Regions from separate parts of the Homo sapiens genome. Here region 1 is linked to region 2. A link is a loop called in an ENCODE intact Hi-C map of the cell type or tissue named here. Cell type or tissue: B cell. All regions are shown on one strand. Region 1 overlaps XYLT1 (xylosyltransferase 1). Region 2 overlaps XYLT1 (xylosyltransferase 1).

Region 1 (8,000 bases), 120 kb after region 2:
AGCCCAACTGACTGAGTCCCAAGGAGACCTAACAGAGATTTACTTTCCCAAACAAGGAATACTTCAATAAGGGTGTATCTACAGTTAGAGTGCTTAATTCCTTTCCGAGATGTTTTCCTAATGGCAGCACTCCTGGGGAGAGTCAGAAGAATGTGTAACTGGTCAAATCCTGAACCTGATTTGCAGTCCAGCCCATGTTCACAATGCTCGTATCTGCTGAGCCTCTGACTTCTGCGACCAATATAGGCCAAGTGTGTCTGGAGAGATAATACATATAGCCACACTCCCCACCTTTTCCTCAAGACTAGTCCAGACCACAAGCTGGATGAGGTCAAAAACTATGTCTAATTTCTCACCATTGTATGCTCAGTGCCCAGGCTGGTGCCTGACACGCAGTAGGCAGTCAGTGAATACAGCCCAAAGAGAGGTATGGCCACAGTCATCCTATTTGTGCCCCCGGGACCTGGTACTCAAAAAAGAAGTAACATATCTGATGATGGTATACAGGCATGCATCAATGCCACACACTGTGCACTGAGGGGACACTGGGCTGGCTTCACACCCTTCAAGGACTCTAAGCAGTCATGCTGGGTACCCACACATGAGCAAGGAAGGGGGTGTTCTGTGTGTTTTCATAGATAATGCATTTGTCTATTTGCCATCCATTCATCACATGGCTAATTAGTTCAACTACACTTTCTTATTTTTTGTCATCATTTTTTTTTTTTTTTGAGACAGGGTCTCACTCTGTCACCCAGGCTAGAATGCAGTGGTGCGTGGTGCAATCTCAGCTCACTGCAGCCTCAACCTCTTGGGTTCAATCAACCTCAGTGTTCGGAGTACCTGGGACTACAGGTGCTCACCACCATGCCTGGCTAATTTTTGTATTTTTTGTAGAGATGGGGTTTCGCCATGTTGCTCAGGCCGGTCTTGAACTCCTGGGCTTAAGCCATCCACCTGCCTTAGCCTCCCAAAGTGCTGAGATGACAGATTTTCTGTATTGTAGATGCTCTAGCATTAGGGGTTTTATAGACCTGGGTAAAGACATCCCCTCCCAGTTCTAGCCCGTTCTTAGAGATAGCAAAGGGCTCAACCAGGAGCAAGCCTCTCACATGCAAACCAACAAACCCAGAGTCTATACCCCCTCAGCCATCACCATATCTAACTCTCACACACCAAGCCAATTTTCCCCCGCCCTAAACCAACCTGGGGCCAGGTAGCAGGCAGCTAGAGACCCCTCTAGAGCCCAAAGCCCTCCTGAAATTATTCAAGCCGGTCAATCCCAAACTGTTTGCCCTGCCTTGCCTCACCTTTCCTGTGGGAACCCCAGTAAAGGTTCTGGCCTAGATTTTCTCCTTACTCCTGTCTTCTGCCTCCAAACCAAAAAACCAGGGCCTCCTGCTGTGGCCCTGCAAGCATGCTGTGCCTCTTCTTTCTAGGGAAACTGAGTCACACTAAACTTTCAAGGGCATTGACCTCACTGTGATGTCACCCAGACATCTCTATTTATTTATTTGGTGGGCTTTATTTCTATTTATTTGACCTCGCTGTGTTGTCACCCAGACACCTTTATTTACTTATTCATTTATTTGGTGGGCTTCATTTATTTGTATTTATTTTTTAGAGACAGGGTCTTGCTCTATCACCCAGGCCAGAGTACAGTGGCACAATCATAGCTCACTACAGTCTCGACCTCCTGGGCTCAAGCAATCCTCCAGCTTTAGCCTCTGGAGTGGCTGGGACCACAGGTGCACACCACTATGCCTGGCTATCAGACATCTTTATAAATTAAGACCCAGGCACAAAACGAGACGGACCCGTGGATGAGTCTCCTTGTAAGCGCCTTGCTTTCTCCGCTTCCTCCCACACTCCACTGGGCACCCACAGGAAGCCCTGACACACATAATGAGAAATGAGCAAAAGGGCATTTCTGCAAAGGGAGATGAAAAACAAATCTTAGAGGAGTGGCGAGTGTCCTGGTTAAGGCTATGGAGCCAGGCAGCCTGGGTTTGCTTGAAGGTCACCCCTGCCACCACCTCCTCACTGTGTGTACCAGCGCAGCCCCTCACCACCCTCAACTGCCGTTTGCTCAGTTATGGAACGGGGACCAGGACAACACAAGATGCTGTGAGATTAAAGCGCATGAATACCCAACGGGGCCGGCATGTGGTGAGCACTGTGTGGACGGTAACTGCGATGATTCCTCACTCTGCCTTCTCCAAGGGAATCAGAACTGCAGACCCCCCGCAGAGAAAAACGATCACACCCTTTATTCAGCACTTCCCGCGTGTCTGACACACAGCACCCACAGCCTGGGGTATAAACACCAAAAACCACCCTCACAGGGGCGGAATGATGTTCATTCCCATTTTGCAGAAGGGAAAACTGAGGTTCAGAGAGGTTAAGCAGGTTTCCCCCAAAACACAAAGCTGGAATTGGTGCGTGCAGCCAGGATTTCTGACTCCAAAAACTCTCCTCTCCTCTCCCTACTTTCAATCTCCCCCATTTCTGATCCCCTCCCCTCCACTGCAACACATATATATTGAGTGCCTACTGTATGCGAAGAGCTGGTGCAGGAGTTGAGAACACAGCAGTGAGCAACACTGCTGGAATCCGAGTCTTTATGAATCCTACAGGCAGCAGGAAAGAGGTCATTGAGGGGTAATCTCAGAAATAAATGGAGGCCGGGCGCGGTGGCTCACGCCTGTAATCCCACCACTTTGGGAGGCCGAGGCGGGCGGATTGCCTAAGCTCAGGAGTTCAAGACCACCCTGGGCAACATGGTGAAACCCCATCTCCACTAAAAAATACAAAAAATTAGCTGGGTGTGGTGGCACGTGACTGTAGTCCCAGCTACTCAGGAGGCTGTGGCAGGAGAACCGCTTGAGTCCGGGAGGCAGAGGTTGCAGTGAGCTGAGATAGCACCATTGCACTCCAGCTTGGGCTACAGAGTGAGACTCTGTCTCAAAAAAAGGAAAAAAAAACCCACAGAAATAAATGGAGAGTTCAGATGGGGATGAGAGCTATGGAGGAAAAGGAGAAGCTGCTGTGGTGAGCAGGAATACGAGATTCCATTTGCTGTGCATGCAGTGTGTCAGACACACGGGAAGTGTTGAATAAAGGGTGTAATCATGGAATCAAATGGATCCCTGATCATGGATCAAGAATCACAGACAGCTTCTATGGGGAAGAACATTCTGGAAGGAACAGCAAGCATGAAGGTCCCCAAATGGGACAGGACTGGATATGTTTGAGGAACTACCAGAAAGTCAGTATGGCAGTGACACAGTGACAAGAGAAAAGCAGGCAATGAGAGGAGAGCAGAGGTCCTACCAAGCTCGGCCCTCCCGACAATTTGGGTTGGATCACTGTTTGCTGTGGCGCTGTCCTGCACTCTGTAGAATAAGATGTTTAGTGGCACCCCTGGTCTGTACCCACTAAATGCCTATACAGCTCCCGCCCTGTCCTGCCAACCAAAAATGTCTCCAGACATTGCCAGATAATGCACCCCACATCCCTTCCGGGATAAACTGTGAGACTCCACGGCGATGCTATTTCAGGGACAAAAAGAAGCCTGTGCTTATGGAACAGAAACTGGCCTTGCCACGACCTCATTAGTGGAGAGGATGGGCCCCACTCATTTGGGGGAATTATTTGGGGAAAAGTATAAACTCCCTAGCTCAGCAGACTGCGAGCTCCCCATGAAAGGCCATGTGTCCTGGTTCCTCACACGGGGCCTGAGATGCGAAAGCACAGAGGGTACCTGGGAGGGACTGAGAAAGGAGGGGACTGTGGGGTCCAGTGGGCACATCCCTATCACAATCAGCCTGTGCAGCTAGGAGGCTGCCACGCACATCGGCAGACTCTGGCTTTCAAAATGACCCTGGAGGAGCTGCGGCTCCTGCTGGCATGTCAATGTCAACAGCCTTTACCCTCCCCAGCTCCTGGAATGCTAGAATTTAGATTCTCAGTTCTGCGGGAGAGCAGGACAGATTTACGGAATTCTCAGCGGCTGCCTCCACCAGGGGTTGCCAGGGGCAAGCATCTGCACCGTGGTGAAACATCTCTTTGAACAAGGAAGTGAGAGTGAGCATGTGCATTAACTATCGGAGATGTGGGGGAGAGGAGGAAGCCATGCAAATGAGCACGGACAGCCAGCAGAGACGTTTAACCTTGGTGCTGCTAGAGTACCCACAAGTGCTAACGAGGTGGCTGGTGTTGCTTTAATAATCAAATAATAACCAGGCAATGGTTTAGATCCATTTTGGACCCTTCACAATTCCCAGGACTACACTTAACAGTTTGGTAAGACTTTATGGATAGCTTGCAAGTTTGAAGGCGTAACTTTGTAAGCTCAGTTTTGACCCTGGAGGAAGGAGGTCATGAGTAAGATAGGGACACCAAAAAGAAGTCAGGTGGTATGCTTTTTCCATTGACTCACAGTCATTTCCAGGAGAAAAGAAAACATCACTGTGCAAGGCTCTACTGACTCTCTTAATTTATCCTCACAACAGCCTCGTATAGTAAATATTATCCTATTTTACATGGGAGAAAAATGAAGTTTAGAAGCTTGGGAAATCTGGTCTTCATTATTTGGCTACTAACCCTTAGTTTCCATCACAATTCCCTCATTCTCTCAGCTCTAGTCTAGTCTGGATCCTTTTGCAGTCCTGCCCCAGGACCTTGGCACAGGTTGTTTCCTGTGCCTGGATTACTCTGACCTCCCTTCTTCACCTGGTTAACGCGACTTAACCTTCCCATTCCTGCTTGCTCATCTCCCAGAGCCTCCTCTGGGCTTTTTCCAGGCCAAACTACTCTAACAAAAGCTCTCTTAGCATCAAGACTGCTGCTTCTGCATCAGGACTCTTCAAAGTTACAATTTAACAAAGAAGCCGGCGTGTGCTAGTTCACCACCGTAGGCATATGCGTCAGATTCAAGATGGCTTCAAATTCTTTGACATGCCTTTATCGAAAGGTAGTGTCTTATTCCCCTCCTCTTGAAGCCAAGATGGCCTTACTGACTCAGCTGACCAATTGAATGCAGTGAAAGTGATGTTCTGGGAATTCTAAGCCTCAATGATAACATACATACCTTTGCAGCTCCTGCTGGACCTCTTAGAATATTTACTCTGGGGAAACTCCCTCTTGGAACCCAGCCACCATGTGGCAAGAAGCCCAAGACACACAGGATAGACCATGTCTGATGCAGCCAACAGCTCCAGCTGAGCTCCCCCCAACAACCCTCACCAACTGCCAGGCACGTGCATGAGACACCTTGAGCAACCACCACAGCCAAACCTTCAGATGATCACAGCCCACTCCATATGTGTCAGTAACATATGCAGAAATCCAAGAAAGAACCATCCAGCCACGTCTAGTCAGCCCACAAAACCTTGAGAGATGATACTAAAGCACTGTTTTAGTCATTACGTTAGAGAACTATTTGTTACACAGCAGTAGATGATCAGAACCCTGTAAGATCCAGCATAATGAACAGTTGTTCAGCTTGTACACACCTTAGGCAGCAGCTAGGACTAGATGCTTAATAAATATATTATTTATGGATTAGACAAAGAATGTAGTGTGTGAAAAGATTAAGGTGGAGGCTGGATTTATACCCGTTTATATAACTCCAAGTTCCTCCTCTCTTTTCTTTTTAACCATAGCCTAATGCTCCCTTAAAAACAATAAAACCATTTTATTTCCAGCCTATCATATTTGATGCAGGTTTGGGAGGAAGAATACAATATTCAGACAGAGCCATGTCACAACAAAATGGCAGCTTTGGTTGCTTGTCATGCCTGGAAAAAAGTTCAGAGTTAAAAAAAAAAGTAGCTTGAGGCTGGGTGTGGTAGCTTACACCTATAATCCTAGCACTTTTGGAGGCTAAGGTGGGTAGACTGCTTGAGCCTAGGAGTTTGAGACCAGCCTGGGCAATATGGCAAAACCCTGTCTCTACAAAAAATACAAAAATAAGCCATCCATGGTGGTGAATGCCTGTAGTCCCAGCTAGTTGGGAGTCTGAGGTGGGAGGCTCGCTTGAGACCTGGACATTGAGGCTGCAGAGAGCCATGATGGTACCACTGCACTCCAGCCTGGGTGACAGAGCAAGATCCTGTCTCAAAAAATAAATAAATAAATAAAAAGGCTGTTCTTATGTCATTACACTCATTGACAGCACAGGGGTCTCTATGCCCTCTCTGCAGTTATAGCATGAGCGCTGCTGTAGGCGATATCTAAATGAATGGGTATAGCTGTGTTCCAATAAAGCTTTATTTACAAAAACAGGCAGTGGGCCAGATTCGCCCAACCCTAGTACACAGCATAATACAGTGGTCTTTCAATTTAGCAGTAAGCACGCAGTATAGGGAAAAGTTAATCCACGGACCTCTTTTTCCTTCTGTAAATTGAAAGAGAGGGAGCCTGCTTCCTTTGATTTGAGTATGGAATGACCTTGGCTAGTTCGTGAAGCCATCCATGGTGGTGAATGCCTGTAGTCCCAGCTAGTCGGGAGTCTGAGGTGGAAGGCTCGCTTGAGACCTGGAGGTTGAGGCTGCAGAGAGCCAGGATGGTACCACTGCGCTCCAGCCTGGGCGACAGAGCAAGATCCTGTCTCAAAAACAAAAACAAAAAAAGATAGACTGCTCTTATGTCATTACACTCATTGACATAGCTCAGGGGTCTCTATGCCCTCTATGCAGTTATAGCATGAGCTATAGACAATAGGTAAATGAATGGGCATAGCTGTGTTCCAATAAAGCTTTATTTACAAAAACAGGCAGTGGGCCAGATTCGCCCATCCCTGGTACACAGCATAATACAGTGGCCTTTCAATTTAGCAGTAGCCACGCAGTTTGTAAACTCAATGAAACAGGCAATGCCTTTGACTGAAATGACTCTTGGTACTTTAATTTTGCATTTTAGACAACATCTTTCACTGCATTTTCACATGCTGAAATGGGTTCAGATTTCTAAAATATAAGAAAAAGTTACAGTAAAACAAAACAAAACAAAAAACACTTAATATAGGGAAAAGCTAATCCATGGACCTCTTTTTCCTTCTGTAAATTGAAAGAGAGGGAGCCTGCTTCCTTTGATTTGAGTATGGAATGACCTTGGCTAGTTCATGAAGGCAGGAACATTCCATGAGACAGGAGTTAGGAAACCACTGGGTCACTCATAGCAAGGATAATTTCCCCTCACTGGCCCTCAAAGAACTATTTGTTGATAAATAATGAATCCAAAATCTATTGGAAGGAGAGTAATCCACTCATTACTGTTAGTCCATTCAATAGGGCTCAATGACTGGGTGAAGTTTATTCAAAGCAGCAAAATATCATCTAATGGCTTGCTCTTTTGTCTTTGTAGGATCAAGCCTTTCATCTTAGAAAGTGCTACCCACGTTATCCAAAACTAGCAAAAATAATTTAATTAATGTGTATATAAGCCACAAGTGCCCAAATTATAGCTTGTGCCCAAACCCTAGGTAATGCTAGAGTTATACACATAATTTTTTAATTTCGTATTTTCAAGAAATGATAGACCCTATAAATTATATTTTTAAATGAGCCAGGAAGTAATGGCTAATGTTAATTCTTAGGCAACAGAAACGTGCTACGCTAATTATTATTAGCAATAATGGCTCAATGGGTAAAGAACTTCTGAACTCACAAAGCAATTTTTAAAAACTGTATTGCATTGTTTCATACCTAAAAGAGTCCCAGGGTTAGGTAATTTTTTTCATTTTATAGGTGAATAAAGGGAGACGCAGGGTAGGTACCTGCTCATAGTCATAGCTAAGTAGCCAGGACTCGGTTGCTATCCAAGGCTTCTTCTATCTGGAACACTTCAAGAGAACAAGGCAACTCCTCTCCAAATATAATTAATATGCAACCTCTCTTCCTATTATTCTTTGTGAAGTTTAGCACTATCCAAAAAAATGTACTAGGCTAATTATTCAGATTTTTTTTTGCGAAGGGTGCAAATGTTCTTTCTATTGA
Region 2 (8,000 bases):
TTCAAATCCCCGCTCCTCCACTTCCTGGCTGTGTTACAGTCTAAGGTCTTTGAGTCTCAATTTCCTTATCTGTAAAATGGAATCAAATACAAATAATCAGGAATGACTTTCCGAGTTTCTTTTGGTAGAAGAGTGGAAATGAATGGAGAGGAGGAAGCAGAAGTACTATTTAGTGACTCTTGTGAGCTAGACATTGTGCTCAATGCTTTAGATTTATGTTTATCGAATTCTCCTAACAACTCAATGCAGTATTGGATATTCCATTTTCATATGAAAATGCTGAGGTCTCAAAGGATAAAGCACTTGCTTGAGTCAGGGAAATGAATCCCCTTTCCATCTGCCTCCAAATCCATGTTTTATTAGTAACACCACCCAACACAGAGCACTTTGAACTTCTCATGTGTACTGCCATGCTGGGTCCTTATAATATATATCAGCACGGGTGCAGTGGCTCACGCCTATAATCCCAGCACTCCAGGAAGCCAAGGCAGGAGGATCACTTGAGGCCAGGAGTTCGAGAACAGCCTGGGCAACAAAGTGAGACCCGCCCCCACCGACGGTGTCTCTAGGAAAAGTAAAAAACTTAGCTGGGTATCATGGAGAACGCCTGTAATCCCAGCACTCTAGGAAGCCAAGGCAAGATCACTTGAGGCCAGCGGTTCAAGACCAGCCTGGAGAACAAGTGAGGACCCCATCTCTAAAGAAAATGAAAAAAAAAAAAAAACTTAGCTTGGTATGGGGGCCCATGCCTATAGTCCTCACTACTCAGGAGGCTGAGGTGGGAGGATCACTTGAGCCTAGGAGGTCGAGGCTGCAGTGAGCCATGATCATGCCACTGTGCTCCAACCTAGGCCACAGAGTGAGACCTTGTCTCTATAAAACAAAACAAAAGGCCGGGCGCGGTGGCTCACGCCTGTAATCCCACCACTTTGGGAGGTCGAGGCGGGCAGATCATGAGGTCAGGAGATCGAGACCATCCTGGCTAACACGGTGAAACCCCGCCTCTACTAAAAATACAAAACATTAGCCGGGCGTGGTGGTGTGTGCCTGTAGTCCCAGCTACTCGGGAGGCTGAGGCAGGAGAATGGCGTGAACCCGGGAGGTGGAGCTTGCAGTGAGCCGAGATCGCGCCACTGCACTCCAGCCTGGGCGACGAGCGAGACTCCGTCTCAAAAAAAAAAAAAAAATTATTCCTGCCGAGGGAGCCAGTGTTAAGAGCTATCACGGCTCCATTCTACAGATGAGGAAACTGGAGCACATCCTGTAAGGTCTCACTTGCCAAAATTTTTGTCTCCAAGAGAAAACCAGACCCTCCCTTACAAAACAAGTCAAAATGAGTGTAAAATCGGTTCCGTCAGGTGACAGCCATGAGGAGACGGATGGTGTCACATCTAGTGGGGGCGAGGGAATGGGCTGGAGGTATAGTGTGTCCAGTTGCAGGACCAAAAAACCTTGGCCCATAACTAACGTTCCCTGCACAGCCACCCCATGCCACACGCAGAGCCCAGGAGATCTCATCTCATCTTCACAGCACGCCTGGTGGCGAGTGCCCTCACTGTTCCCATTTTACAGATGAGGAAGATGAGGCTCAAGGAGCTGACGTCATTTATACCACACTGCTATTGAGTGGAGGACTGCAGAGTTGAACCGGGTTGCTTAGCACCTTTCCTGCTGCTCTGAGGTCCCTTAAAGTCTCTGTGAAGCGTAAGGATGGGAGGTGGGAGTCCTGAAAAACTGGTCTACCTGCTGCTGTGCGAGATTGAGTTGGGACAGTCAGCTCTCCCCTCTCTGGCCTCAGTCTTCACCCGGCAGGGAAGGGGCTCCACTGAAGGTCCTTCAGCTCTGACCTCCTGTGCTGCTCTTCATAGACCGTCAGCTGCTGCTTCCTAATGCAAATGCTGTCACTTGCCTCAGGGCCTTTGCACTTGCTGTTCTCCAGGCCAGGAAAAATATCCGTCTGGATATCCTCATGGTTCACTCCTCAAGCAACTTGTCAGAGGACACGCCCTATGAGAGCCACCACCCCCTGCCCCATAGGCATTCCCCATTCCTCTAATTATGTTGCTCCTCAGGCCACGTATCACTCTCTGGGCTATTAAAGATTATAATTATAATCTACAATGTCTATTATTAATATGTATAATATATATTTGCTTATTGTCTGAATATATTCTATTTATATATAATATTATGTATTTGCCTATTGTCTAAATCTTCCAACTAGAACGCAAGCTACTTTTTTATGTCCCTTCAGTATGCACAAACCCTGGCACATGACAGGCATTGGGTAAATATTTGTGGAATGAATGCCTGGATGCATTAAATCCATTTCTGGGCACCTACTGCACTTAAGGCAGACGGGAAATGCACGTGGTTAACCCACCACCACCAGAGCATCCAGCTCCATGCCTTTATCAACCTGGCCACCATGTTTCATCAGCAAATGTGAATTGGGGGAAATAACAGAATGAAGAGGGGGTGGCAGTAAGCCCCAGCAGGCTTCAGGACCAGATAAAGGAGGCCAAAAGATTCCATTTGCACAAAATACCATGCAGCCCTCTCCATCCCGTTAACCCGCTCTTCCTCAAGGAACTTCCAGAACAAACTATTGCCAAACACCATTGAGTTTAATTACTCAGATGATATTAATAGTGCAGCCAGCTTTAATTACAGACGACGCTGCTGCACAGGGGCTAAAGACACCCTCTGAATTGCTAGCGTCCCTTCCACCTCGCTTCTCTAGCTGAGGTCGCCATATGTGGGAGTTGATTTAGCCTTGACTCTGCCATAGAGACTTACCAGCAAGCTTTAGGAGAAGAGAGGCTTTTTGTCCCCTGCAGAATTGAATGGGGGCCACTCATGCTAGATTTCCCTAACTGCCAGAACATAGCTCTTATATAATGAAGGCCCAGGAAGGTCTGCAGAATGAGACTGGTTCGAGTTCTTAGAGAAAAGTTTCAGAAAGACGAGGGACACAGGAAGGATTCTGCTTTTCCCCCATCCTGGTGGACATGAAGGACCCAGGATAAGCTATGATGCTGCTTTATTAACGACCCTTTTTCAAAGCACTGACCCCGGCAGCAGGAATGGAATCTGGCCGCCTAGGCTTTCTGTTAATGAGATGAGAACTGAAGTTCAAAAATAAACTGTGGGAAGCCTGGTAGGGAAATACCAGATGACAAGAGGATAATCTGGTGACCAAAGGCATAAAAGGTGGCGGGGGTGGGGAGCCCACAGCTAAATCAATAACCAGGTCGGGAGGAATTTGGGGGTCAAAAGAGTGGCTTAGCTGTTAAGAACATGGTGAAAACTGACCTTGGATGGCTCCGTAAGAATCTTAGCTTTGTGGAGATATTTTTGTGCCTCTGACAAAATGCTATCTTTTAAGAAGTGTGCACAGACTTCATTTCTAGGCATGTAACCTTCACATTTAACTTGCATTTAAGCAAAATGATATGCGTGTAGGGAGGATTGCTATGGCGAGTTTTTAATTGCCAAAGACTAGAAACCACTTCAGCCTCAGCAGTTGTGGTATGGTTAAATAAACCATGCTATGTGAATGCAAATGCAAAATAATGCAGCTATTTCTTTCTTTCATTCTTTCTTTTTTTTTTTTTTTTTTTTTTGAGATGGAGTCTTGTTCTGTTACCCAGTCTGGAGTGCAGCGGCACGATCTCGGCTCACTGAAACTGCTGCCTCCTGGGTTCAAGTGATTCTCCTGCCTTAGCCTCCCGAGTGGCTGGGGTTACAGGCACCTGCCACCATACCTGGCTAATTTTCATGTTTTTAGTAGTGACGGGGTTTCATCACCACCTTGGCCACGCTGGTCTGGAACTCCTGGGCTCAGATGACTGCCCACCTTAGCCTCCCAAAGTGCTGGAGTTACAGATGTGAACCACCGCGCCCAGCCTAATGCAGCTATTAAAAAGAATGGGGGCCATGATATATATACTGAACCAGAACAATCGATGAGCTAGATAGGTAAGCGACAAAAGCAAGACACAAAATAACACGTACAGTTTGCTGCTATAAGTTAGACTGTGCTTTAAGCACCGTCTAGAGCAATCCATAAGACAATTCAGATCCTTTCTCATTAGCTGTGCAACTCTGGGTATGTTACTTTACCTCTCTGGGCCTCCGTTCCTTTCTCTCTCAACTAGAGCTTTAATAGGAGTTAGTTTGTATATCTAAAGCACATATTCTCAATAGGGATGACTGTCACCCCCACCAAGCAAGCAAAATTTGGGGGAGTATATGTGTGTGAGAAAAAAAAAATCTTAGGCTGGGCACAGTGGCTCATACTTATAATCCCAGCACTTCGGGAGGCTGAGGCGGGTGGATTAGTTGAGGTTGGGAGTTTGAGACCAGCCTGGCCAACATGGTGAAACTCTGTCTCTACTACAAATATAAAATTAGCCAGGCATGGTGGCGGGCGCCTATAATCCCAGCTACTCAGGAAGCTGAGGCACGAAAATCCCTTGAACTCAGGAGGCAGTGGTTGCACTGAGCCAAGATTGCACCACTGTACTCCAGCCTGGGCAACACAACACAACTCTGTCTCAAAATAATAATAATAGTCTTAGATATTGCAATGGTCAGCCGTCCCCCAAAGCTCAACCCTATCTGATAAAATCTTTTCCCACAGTATTTAATTTCTCTCACAAGGGAGAATTTATATTAAATTAAATTTTTCTTCTTGGGAGGGTGATAATGAAAGAAAGTAATGCTTGAGTAATACTGAGCTAAAGTACTCAGAACAGCGTGAAGCAGATGGGGTGACATTTACCTTGCAATGTCGCTGCCAAGTTTAAATACAATAATAGATGCAAAGGCCACAGTGCGAAGGCGTTTCATCAGACTCCACCGCAACAACAGGTGGCGAATGCTAATATCAACTCTCACTTCTTAGATGAAGACTCGGAGGTTTACAAAAGTGGAAAGACTAGGCCAGAGGTCAGCATCTGAGCTGGAATTTTCACCTGGTCTCTCTCTCAGACTAAGAGCTTCCTCTTTATGCTCCAGTGGTGCTTGGAGACCACATGGTCTGTTTGTTCTGGTAGCTTCCCTAAAATACATGTCAGGGCTCGGCACAGTGGCTCATGCCTGTAATCTCAGCACTTTGGGAGGCCAAGGTGGGCGGATCATTTGAGGTCAGAAGTTCAAGACCAATCTGGCCAACATGGTGAAACCCCATCTCTACTAAAAATGCAAAAATTAGCCAGGCGTGGTGGCATACACCCTAGCTACTCAGGAGGCTAAGATGGGAGAATTGCTTGAACCCACCAGGTGGATGTTGCAGTGAGCCAAGATTGTGCCACTGCACTCCAGCCTGGGTGACAGAGCAAGACTCGATCTCAAAATACTACTACTACTACTACTACTAATAATAATAATAATAAAAAAATACATGTCGAGGTCAACCCAGGCCCAGGTACCAGGATGTGTCCTTACTCTGCTGAGTATCAGCATAAGATGTCGAGTCTAGACCAGGGGACACCGTCGTAGCAGACAGCCATGAATACCTCATCCTGTCTGCTGTTAGCAAGCTGCAAAGCCTGCTGGTCCTTCCTCTTCCTCCTCTTGTGAGGCCCTCTGGAGAAATTTCCATCTGAACTGAGCACTGAGAACAGATCCACCTGCCATGAGCAATGGCCTGTGTCAATTATTTGGATACAGGGCAGTGGAAGGGACAGATTTGTTTTCCTTGATGGCAGCCAGAAAGCTCTTTGTCAAATCTCCAGTTCCCCACCATGGTGTAGGTGTTAATACCTATTCCAGCTCCAAGGTATGATGGTCCTATGGTTGTGTTTCCTTTCTTTGTCTCAGTTTTAATTTTTGCAGTCTTATTTTGTTTAGTACACCCATGCAGACTGCCATAAACCCTTCCTGAAAGAGGGATGGGTGTAAAGAGATGAATCAACAAACCACAGAACTTCAAAAGGTTCCAGAAAAAAGCCACCACTGGCACAATAACGGGTTACTCAATCCCCCAAGGCTTTTGAGGAAGACTAGGGAAGGAAGGGGTTGACCTTGGGTCTAGAATGGGTGAGGGGGAGAGAAAAGAGAAAGCGAGAGAGAGCTAGCAAGTGAGCACACATGTGACCGTGAGCTTAATGCAAGGGGATAAGCTGGGGTAGGGTTGGCAGTATGGGTAGGGAAGGGGAGTACATGGGAAAGGAAAGGGGAGGACTGGAGCTTCAGTCGTGATGGATCTTGAAAGACAGACCACTCACTGATTCCTTGGTTTACTCATTCATTCATTCAAGAACTACCATGTGCAAAGAATTGGGCTCCCTGCATGAGATACAATGATGTAAAAAATAATGACGTGGTTCCTGCCCTCATGGAAATCATATTTAGTTCAGGGGTTGGCAAACTACAGCTTTAAGACCAAATCTGGCCTGCAATCCTCTTTTGCGAACCAAAGTTTTATTGGTACACAACCACTCCCGTTCATTTGCATATTATCTACAGCTACTGTACAGCCACGCTGGCAGAACTGCTTAGCGGTGACAGAGCCCATGTGGCCAGCAAAGGCTCAGATATTTACTAATCTATCTGGTCCTCTACAGACAGTTTGCACACTTCTGCTTTAGCTGCTATTACTGTTGCTGTTGCATATTATTTGTGAGCATATAAAAATGTTTCCAATAAACAAAGAGACATGTTGATGCCCCCGTGAGTCCCCAGTTTTCTCTGCCATAAAACTGGCATAAGAGGGCCATTGTGAGGGTTCTAGGAAAAGCTCTAAGAAATAAGCCCAGAACACAGACACCTACAATCCTTTTACATTTTCATTACTAATGATATTACAATGGCTGGGAGTAAGAGGAGGAATCATTTCACGCCACATGTCTGTCTTTAAAACACATTCAGCCTTTTCACTCTGATTCTAGAAACAGGTATGATTAGTTGATCAATGGGACCTCAATCTAGACAATCCAGGCATTTGACCACATTCTCCTGATTTTTCAGATGAAGATTTTTTTTCCCATCATTTTGACATTTCTGGAACTGAGGCTTATCTTATAAACACTGTGTACATATGATTTATTAATTTGTATTTGTTAAGAGCAAATGATGTGGCAGACACACAAGATACAGGAACAAAATACATATGTGAGCAATGCATGTGTGTATATACATGTGCGTGTGTGTGTGTGTGTGTACAGGTGCATGCAGATATATATGATAGTTCATAAGACATCAATTTATGCTAACGTTGGAAGGTAAGAAGGCATAATTTATGCTTATGTTGGAAGGTAAGAAGGCAGTAACACCTTAAAGTCTGTCAGTTGGTAATAACCATCGTGGTGAAGGGAAAAAAAAGTAGATCAGAGGAACAGAGGAGAGCAGCAGTTTGCAATTTTCAGAGCAATGGCTGGGATAGCATTCCTCCCAAAATGACCTTTGATCAAAGACCAGAGGCAGGTGAGGAGCAGATGTGCTGGAATTCTGGCTTCAGGCACAGGTAAGGGCAGGTGCAAAGATGACTATCTCTGTCAGTGTGTCTTTTTTTCCCCCTCCTTCCTCCCCAAAGCTGTTGCCAACACAATACTGTCCTCCAGTCACAGAAATGCTGTATGTGGATGGTATAAGCATGCTGCGAAAAAATGCTGCAGGGATTTGGACCATTTGGACCGCGCAGGGGAGGGTGTTAAAGTGATTGTAACATGTTTTATTTCAGCTAGTTCTTCAAGCTCAGCTCCTTTGAAATAGCTGACATGTTTTCTTGGCCCTCAACCTGCTGTAAGCCTACGTCCAAAAGCGTCATATGTCAACAACCTGGTAAATCCACAGTTAAGATTTTTTTTTTCCCACAAAAAGTCATGGGAACCAAACAGGCTCTGACCAAAGTTGCTGGACCAGTTAAACCACTACCAGTTACTTCTTTGCCCACGGTGAGTAAGGCTGCTTGGGAAGGTAACCTATTTTCTCTGAATACTCTCAAAGCATTCAAGATAAATATATCTATTCATTTGTATATCCCCCAACTTGGC

What was found. Hi-C counts contacts between places; a loop is a spot of excess contacts. Peaks named below come from ENCODE experiments on the same cell type or tissue, not always from the same donor. Only the 100,000 strongest peaks of a DNase experiment are listed, where the experiment ranks them.
Region 1: a loop joins it to region 2, with 8 times the contacts of the local background. A loop is called at or near these places in 9 of 110 quality-filtered maps.

Annotation. Positions count from the first base shown.
Region 1 is chr16:17,412,726-17,420,725 of GRCh38, forward strand. All of the region lies in intron 1 of XYLT1 (xylosyltransferase 1), which reads right to left. LOC124903654 (a long non-coding RNA gene) reads right to left here. Exons shown (of 2, transcript XR_007065008.1): 1 at 7,050-8,000; 2 at 6,256-6,388. Among named protein-coding and RNA genes, the nearest start is that of XYLT1, 54 kb to the right of the region's middle. In B cell, a CTCF peak has its summit at 3,976 (motif pointing right); DNase peaks (open chromatin) are centred at 1,866, 3,257 and 4,106; H3K4me3 peaks cover 2,181 bases; H3K27ac peaks cover 3,867 bases.
Region 2 is chr16:17,296,849-17,304,848 of GRCh38, forward strand. The region is part of intron 2 of XYLT1 (xylosyltransferase 1); the gene reads right to left. Among named protein-coding and RNA genes, the nearest start is that of XYLT1, 170 kb to the right of the region's middle. RefSeq lists silencers at 1-45, 6,566-6,635. In B cell, no CTCF peak of the experiment used is centred here; DNase peaks (open chromatin) are centred at 4,953, 5,523 and 6,413; H3K4me3 peaks cover 715 bases; H3K27ac peaks cover 2,794 bases.